Regions from separate parts of the Mus musculus genome. Here region 2 is linked to region 1. A link is a contact called in ENCODE POLR2A ChIA-PET data. All regions are on one chromosome and are shown on one strand. Each heading gives the region's core, a stretch centred on a gene start or an enhancer-like site at or near the end of the contact. The rest is flanking DNA. Distances are from core to core; before and after follow the strand shown.

Evidence for each region. ChIA-PET counts read pairs that join two places held with the same protein, here RNA polymerase II (POLR2A).
Region 2: POLR2A ChIA-PET joins it to region 1 with 27 read pairs in embryonic stem cell. The contact joins the enhancer-like site here to the promoter of F3 in region 1. POLR2A ChIA-PET finds 5 or more read pairs at or near these places in 4 of 5 experiments (Patski and embryonic stem cell).

What each region holds. Positions count from the first base shown.
Region 1 is chr3:121,721,015-121,725,348 of GRCm38, reverse strand. F3 (coagulation factor III) reads right to left here and starts at 1,812. Exons shown (of 6, transcript NM_010171.3): 1 at 1,547-1,812; 2 at 267-372. The coding sequence starts at 1,634.
Region 2 is chr3:121,599,906-121,604,239 of GRCm38, reverse strand. It overlaps Gm33485 (a long non-coding RNA gene), which reads left to right. Exons shown (of 4, transcript XR_001783961.1): 2 at 3,234-3,331. Among named protein-coding and RNA genes, the nearest start is that of Gm33485, 4.6 kb to the left of the region's middle. Within about 2 kb of position 2,064, at least 1 of the 3 ENCODE cell types and tissues checked has a DNase peak (open chromatin) inside an H3K27ac peak, as active enhancers do.

The sequences.
Region 1 (4,334 bases), core at 563-3,062:
AACCAGGACTTAGGTGTGCTTGGTAAGCACTCAAGGGACAGAGGTACAACCCCCCCCCCCCCCGCGCCAGTTCCTGTCATATCAGTTTAGCATATGGAATGTTTCCATTTGATGGAACATCACAGTAGCCAGCAGATTACCATGACAACTCTACCATTTGGTAAACAGCCCCATCCAACAACTGACTTCAAAGAGTCCCTATTAGTGCATAAGAGCTAGACGTGCAAAGCTGTTAGCCATCTTGCTTTGGTTTTAACCTGGCTTACCTTATCTGTACAGTGTAGGTATAGTTGGTGGGTTTGGGTTGCCACTCCAAAATTGTCTTGAAATCAGTTGATATCCAAGTTAAATTAAACGCTTTCTCTGGAATGCCTACAAATAAGCACAAAATATCTCGAATTGCACCCAGTTCTGTGGTCTCGACCTTGTGTCTTAAACACTTTCCCAGCCTCTGCCATCAAAGGGAGCACATGTTTTGTTGCCAGTCACAAAAATAACGTTGCTAACTTGTCAAGAGCAGAGGGTGTGTGTGTGTGTGTGTGTGTGTGTGTGTACGTGTCCTTCCCCCCACGCCCCATCCCCGCCCTCAGGGCCATATAGTCCTCTAGGCAACACCCATACTGCAATCCGTGGAAAGAGCTGAAGATCCTGAAGTCCTCCTTTAAACTATTCCAGGGAAAGCCCACTTTAAAACGACACAGAAGGAGGGCCCAAGGTGCCAGAGAGTCCCGGACTCTTCCGAAGCCGTCGGAGAGGCCGCAAGGAAGGGTTTGAATAAATTCCAAACAGGGCTAGTCCCCCACACACGTGAGAGTCAGGAATGCACATAAACGAAAAAAAAAAAAAAGAGTCTAACCGGACTTTTCCCATTGTAATCTAAAATATCTTTACACTGAAATTCTCAAGGAGAGCTCGTCAGACGTGCAGCCCACGTGGCACCTGTCACATGGTGGGATGCTATTCCATTAAAGTGCTGTCATCAACGTCTCGTTTTGCAAGCCCCCTGGTTTCAGCCTCTGCCTCAACTCAGCACTGGGTAGATGTGGGTATGCACTCTGTCTTGCCTGAGTTTACAACAGCCTTGCTTCTATCAGACCGAAACCAAAGGCCACAAGAACACCTATTTATTACGGGAAGGCGCACACCTTGTCAGAGATAACATGCAAGCCACGCAAAGCGCAAAGCACGCCGACTTTGGCAAAGGCGGGCCCACGAGCCTGCCACCTTCAAGGGCCCAACATCTAGGAAACTCTCCCTCAGAGTTAAAGCTGGAATCTCAGTTTTATCTTATGCAACCGCGGTGGACGCACAAAGCAGGCATCTTTAGCAGTGACAACTGCCAGGAGTCCGGGCACCAACTACCTTCCATCCCATTGTTCATTCAAATCCTCAGGGCGAGCGCAGCCAAATCCACAGGTACAGCCGGACACCTTGGTGTCCCCAAGGAACCAGAGCAGCACCCCCCCTCCCCCCCCAGCTAGCCAGATAGGTTCTCTGTTTCCCGCGGGCGGAGCGCCCCCGGCTTCTCAGGACCAATGCCACTCACCTGCACCCGCGGTCACCTGGAGGAGGAGGCAGCCGAGAAACGTGGGCGCGAGAGCCGCTAGGAGGCGCGGGCGCACGAGGATCGCCATGTCCAAGGGCTGGAGGCGAGGTCTCGGGGCTTCAGCGGCGGCGCGTTGGCTACGCTACAGGAGCGATCGGAGGGAGCGAGTGATGGGTACCGGCTGTACCCAGGCTGCCGGGGTCGGCGCGGGGTGCGTTATAAAGGGCCGCGCGGACACCGGCTCCTCTCCACCCCGCGCCGCCTCCGCCGAAGCTCGCGACTCCCCGCCCCCCGGCCCGGGTCACTCGCTTTCGCGGTGGGCGGCTCCCGATCAGTCCACACCCCTGCCCCGCCCACTCCCCTCCTGTAGGAAACTCCGAGACCCCGAAAGGGGTGACTCAACCGTGATTCAACAGCGCCGCGGAGCACCGAGCTGCCCCTTCGGCGCAGGCGGATCCAGGTACTGCGGAGACCCAGGCTCCCGGGCTGATCCCTGGATGACCAGCCTGGGTGGCTGGCTGGGGAGAAAGGAGTGTCATTGAAGGGACTTAAGTTGAAAGTCAAGGGAGTCTTACTTTTCCTCTGCTTTCGATGTACGCTGAGGCCCTAGCAGAGGATGTATCAAAGCCCCTGGACCACTCCTGGTAGCAGAGGGCAGTTCCAAAGCCCTGCCTGAACACGCAGTGGCTAGCAGATCATTCTGTCAGTCCCTTTGGTCCGCTGCACAGGGCGGTGCAGTAAATGCACGTGTCTGCCATGGACAAGGGCCCTGGATTAGGTCTAAAGGCCACTTGGCACCCCACTCCCGTTCCCGAGGTGACCGAGGAACTGCAACATGAAGCCTGAGAGAATTTGAGCGTGACTTCTGTAGCCACGGGGGTTCCAGGAAGGATGATTCTCACGTTGAGGAAGCCCGCAGTGGGTTTGAGTGAATTCCTCCAAAGCGCAGAAAAACAAAAAATGAAACTGAAAAATAAACATTCGGACGTTCCAATTTGTGTTTTCCCTTCCTGGATGCTGGGAATGGACCCAGGAGCCCACCTCTGTCACTGAGCCTAGTGGCAGCCAGGTGTCACTTGCAAGCTTTGGGTTTTCTTCATTTATTTCCTGGCCTCCTGTTCTAGGCTTTGCCGTGACGTTGTTGAAGCCTTAGACGATCACTTATCCTACTGGTAGCATTTGCTCGACAGTGTATCAAACGATTTCTTGTCACTCCTGGTTGACTGTCCAGTTTATCCCTTCTTTTCCAATTTCCCTAATTCTGCGACCCTTTAACACAGCTCCTCATATTGTAGTGATCCCAACCATAAAATTATTTTTATTGCTACTTCATAACTGTAATTTTGCTACGGTTATGAACTGTAATGTAAATATCTGTGTCTTTGGATGCTTTGTACAATCTTCCTTCCTTCCTTCCTTCCTTCCTTCCTTCCTTCCTTTCTTCCTTCCTTTTTTACTTTCCTTGAGTAAAGTCAAACTTGGGTCCACCTTGTAGGCTCTGAGAAGTGTAAAGAGTAACTAAGCTGTCGTCCCACTCACAGTAGCTTTTGATTAGGCTTCCTGCTTATGTCTGAGAATGGACAGGGCAGAACCTCTTAGATAGCCTTCTACAATACCAATCTTGAGGTCAGCTGGTCCGTGTGCTCACTGGCCTAAGTACACAATGTAGCTCTATCTGGTCCTCTACTCCAGGGACTTTCCCTCTTGACCGCACTTTCTTTTACTCCCAACTGAGCAAAGGAAGAGGGCATCAAGAAAACTGTTCAAAGGGTGATCTTTTTTCCATCCACGGACCCTCAACTGTGTTCCTCAGCAGGTGTGGGAAACACTCGCGGTTTGGGGAACTTATTGTTCATAGGCAGAAATATCCTGTTGGCTATTCCTTAAAGCAGACATGCGTGAAGACACGTAGAGAGCCCAGTTTCCTTTTGCATCACCAGTGGTGCAATGTGGCTGATGAGGAGTCTGTAAGTGACCAGGGCACGCTTTTAGCCCTTCTTGTGCACGTTTATAGAGCATGCTAACAGCTTTACCAACCAAGTTCATCAAGTACTTTACATAATCTCAATGGTGCCCTCTGTCAACTTCCCCCATCAAGCTCTTTTAGGGGGAGGGGGGATCAGGTCCCCCCTTTAGCTCTTAGCACAGTTTACAAGCACCCAGGAGGAACTTGACACATTTGAATCAATAAAATTCATTTATGCAGCCACACTTGTCGCTGAGAGTTTTCATTAACATTCACCAGATGAACTCTTGTCGCTGAAGCGCTTCTGTCTGGGAGCCAGGCAGTGAGCAAATCAGATTGGTGAGGAAATGCAAACCTATGGATTCCAAGGACTTTGCTCCCCAGCCAGCCCCAGCCCGCTCAAGGTGGCTGAGGGTCCTTCCGGTTTCTAGGACTTCTACCTGGAGAAGAGGTAGTTTCAGAACAGAATGAAGACGTTTGGGGGCTGCTTTCATTTTTTTCTAACAGCTTACACTCGAGGGTGATTCAGAAGCTGCTCAGTCATGGGATGCAACGTGACTGTTGATAGCCAGGCTTAAAGGCTGTTTAGCATAAATTCCTCAAAATGTCTGTCTTCCCAGGAAAAGGACAGGTTAAGATTTATGACCGAAGGTAAAACTGAAAGTAATTATTTTTTTTTTAAAAAACTGGTTATATGCGTGTGAGATAGTAAAATAAGCAATTTAACCATTCCCCCCTTCCCATTTTTTTTCAGGTAAAAGGCAAAATATGAGAAAATGCCAGTGGAACTTCAGAGTTAGTGAGAACGCAGAGTTCTGAGTC
Region 2 (4,334 bases), core at 815-3,314, 120 kb after region 1:
CGCCTGGCAGGAGAGCCCTCCTGGCACCCATAACACAGGGAGTGCTTCTGCCTGCCAACCTTCAATCCCTGTTCTGTGTCCTCACAACCCTCCTTCCGTGATTCAGAAGCAAAAACAAAATGAATGGATGGCTCTTTTTGAAAAAAATGGCCATCAACTGGGTTCAGCATCAGAGGAAGCGATGGGTAAATGTGGATTTCAGTCAGGACTGCGGCTGTTGTGGACACGGTATTCATTCACACCTGCCAGTACATATATGATGCACTCACCAGTACATCTGAGAGGCTGTCAGGAGCTTTGTCAATATTCTTTCATTTGCACCTGCCCCTTGAGCAGATAAGAAGACTAGAGAGGTCAGGGATGGCTTGTGGTCTGACTGTATGTGAGTTCAGACAACTGTGAGCTGTGTCCTGCAAGCCAGTGCTCTGAAACTATGCAGCATTGCCCTGCTTAGCGATGGCAGCCTACAGCCCTTATAGACACATGAGGCGTTTCTGAACTCAACAGACCTCAGGACAAACCTGCCTTTGCTCATGATGTGCTCTGTCTCTGTTTCTGATTCTCTCTTCCCTCTGATGTCTACCCTCGATGTTCTCAGAGCCTTCTTTTCCTACACCTCCTTGTGAAGTTACACAGAAACTCAAACATCTCGTTTGATTATACAGAACAAGCCATGTATGGTAGCACTTTGAAATCCTATATCCCATCACTTGGTAGGGCCTGAGGCAGGAAGGGCACAACCTTAAAACCAGCCTGGGCTTCACTATGATGCACCAAAGAGAGAAAGAAATGAAGGAATTCCTGCTTTATTCTAAGCTGTGGTTGGGGAAATGGCTGTCAACAAGGTAGAAGTCCCTGACTTTCTGAGGAGGGCATTCGAGCAAGGAGGCAGACAAGACCATGACTATGTAAGGTAGTGTCAGGCTGGGAAGAAGATGAAGCAAGCAGGAGCTGGCCTTGAGAAGTAGGCTCAGGGAGGGCCTCCTTGAAGAAAGGCGCATGGGTAAAAACAAGGCCCAGTGGAGACAGAAGCTTGCCTCTCTGGAAGAACTTTACATCACAGTGATGGAAACGGGCGTGGCCTAGAGAAGCCAAATTTAGCAAAGAGGAGTGGGAGGATAGGAAGAAAGGTGGGGAGCCTGAGTAGGAAGTTCAACTAGTATCTATGGGGAATAATGATTAATAGCATCCGTGCCATCCAAAACCGGGAAGTACTTGTCTTGGTCTGCTGTTCTGTTGCAACAACATAGTCTCGGACAGTGTGGCTTGTTAACAACAGAACTTCATTTTTCACCGTTCTGAAAGTCGGGAAGTCTAAGAGTAAAGCACTAGTAGGTTCAGATCTACTAAGAACCAGTTGCAGGGTTCCAGATAGCATCTTGTTGCTGAATCTTCCAGAGTAGAAGCTGCAGCGTCTTCACACAGAGGGGAAAACAGAGAAGGCAAACCCTTACCCTCAAACCCTTTACAAAGGCCCAAATCCCATCCAAGTGGGGTTCTTAGCACTGTTGCATTTGAAGATTAATTCTCAACATAAATTTTAGAGGCTGGCCCACATTCAAACCACAACAATGCTCATGTGAGAATAAATTATCCGTTGTTAATCGGAAATTCTAATTTGACTCCAATAGCCCGTTTTAGTTGATAAACAGACTCATGTTTGATCCCCGGGCCAACACAGCTCATCCTCTTCCTTTGCATGTAAGCACTGATGTGAGACTGAACTGTCAGCACAGGGCTGGGGTGTAGCTCACGGGTAGAGAGGGCTTGCCTGAGTAAAATGCCAGGGTAGGGTGTGGAACGGTTGGAGCTGCTCAGTGAGGCGTAATGTGTAGAAATGGAACCAAGTGACCTCGTTCCCAGTGTTCTCCCAGAATTGGATTTTTTTCATTTCAAATCCAACAGAAAAGGAAGCAGAGCTGTCTGCGCCAGCTTACAGGGAGTCAGCGGCTTGCTGTTCCCCGCCCTTCCCAGGCCAGGGACATTGCTTCATCACACACTGGAAAAAAAAAAAAAAAAGAGGCAGGGAAGCAGCCCGTGCAGGGCCCAGCAATTGCCTTATAAGGACATTGGCTAGGCCAGCCAGGTGTGTCATCCCAGAGCTGAGAGGCCCCCTAGTGTGTCCTCCATGAGTCAAGGCCTTGGGAGGGTTAAGGGGTGAGGTGGCCTCAGAAGGCCCATGGCTGCAAGTGAGCAGTCTCACTTTCTCACTTTCTTTCCTGCTACTTGATCCCAGGAATCCACAATCTCATTCACCTTCACATTTGGGAAAGTGGAAAAGGATATTTTAATTAAAATAAAAAAAAAAATAGGTGCTTGTGTTAGCATTTCTTCTAGGCGCTGCCTCCACAGTTACCTGGCAACAGCCAGGAGTGCCTAACTCACTATAACAGGGGCTGCTTGCCCCCTCCTCTCTCTTGCTGTCTTGCCTTCTTGCTCTCACTTTGTCCTTCCCTCCTGCTCCCCCTCTCTCCTTACTCCCCTCCACCCCCTCTTTCTCATGACCGGCCTCTACCTCTCTGTCTCTGTCTCTGTCTCTCTCCCCCACCCCCCTTCTCTGTCTCTACTACCCTCTCAACTCCCCTCCCCAGGCCCTGAATAAACTATTCTATACTATACCTTTGTCATGTGGCTGGTCCCTCGGGAAAGGGATGCCTCAACATGGACCCACAGAGGCACCCCTTCCCCTACACCTGACTGCACACCCACCAAACATATTCCTTCTTTCTTTATTTTTATACAACACAACAGATTGTAAGTTGTTACTTCAGTAGCCAGAGTGTCTGCTCTGGGGTCTGCTGAAATAAAGAAAATGTAGACTTTGGAGAGCGCCCCATCGACAATGGACACACAGAGACCCTAGAAGCAAGGAAGCCGCATGTCGTGGCTCTGTGCTGGGAGGGATGCAGCCCACTAATCAGAAGGCTGTTTTCCAAGGGGAGGCGTGAGTATGAGGCTTTTAGAAGGATTTTTTAAAAAGAAGAAGCACAGAAAATACAGCAAAAGCCACAGAAATAGCACCGTAGATGCCAGGGACTTTGCAGAGAGCAGGGCCGCCCATGTTGAACCACCCCTCATCCCACCTAGACCCTTCCACATCTTCCAAGATGGCAGATACTCGCAGTTTGGCAGTTTGTGTGCTGGGGTAGATGGGGAGACGTAGGAGAGAATAATTAATGCGATTAGATAACATCTTTCTCCATAACCCCGCCCCCATTGCTGTTGGTCTGTAGGTGATTGGCGGAGGGTGATGTTCACCGGCTGTCTGTGCTTCCTTCAAGATTTCATTGGCTCTCAGCACTTCTGCTGGCCCGGTGGCTTGCTTACTGAGGTAACATGGATTTTCTTTTCCTGCCCTGTGAAGGGTTTATCTGGTGCCTCTGGAGTTCGTACCTCTTTCCTGGGAGCACAGTGCTTCACACCTCCAGCTTTTCCCACACAAGCAGCACAGAGTGCGTGATACACTGAATCCAAGGCGGGATGCTTCCCATGTCCCTGGAAGGGGACTGGAGAAAAAAGAAGTAAATTTGGGGGGTTCTCTAAAAATAAGTCAAGCTAAGCACACACAAGAAAGACTAAAGGGGGAACCGGAAATCAGCTGTTGTGTCCTGGTAGCATATTTAATGTAAGAGACAGTGAGTCAGAATTCCAAATTTGCATAACTTTGATCCAGTCATTACAAGAATTTGTTCTACAATCAGAGAAGTACCAAATTTATAAGGACAGTTGAGAGGTGTTCAGTGGAAGAGAGAAGATAGAAAAAAATGTCGATTACCCATACAAGGTTTTCCATTTGTAGTTGAAACAGAGTGTAATTTTCCCCTATGTTGGAGTAGGCTAAAATTATGTTGTAGTTTCTTTTTTTTTTCTTTTGGTTTTTTGAGACAAGGTTTCTCTGTATAGCCCTGGCTGTCCTGGAACTCACTTTGTAGACCAGGCTGGCCTCGAACTCAAAAATCTGCCTGCCTCTGACTCCTGAGTGCTGGGATTAAAGGCATGAGCCACTAGTAAAAAATGAAGTTTTAAAAAAAAAGCAATAAATCCCATGTTTTATGAGACCTTTCAGGCAAGAACTAAGCCACCAAGATGAGGTCTCTTACATCAAAAATATTGCTCCTAACAACACGGTCCCCACATACTAGCAGAGATAAGTCACTTAAATTGCCCTTTTGAGAAGAAAAGGGTTTTCCCAAATGACAATATTAACTAATATTGCTTTAGATGCCGGCATAACTGTAATACCTGTCTGTTACAAAATCTTCAAGATCTGATATAAAGTAAAATGAAATATAGAATTAGTAATAAGTTAACTTTATTCTGTGATAGACATTTGT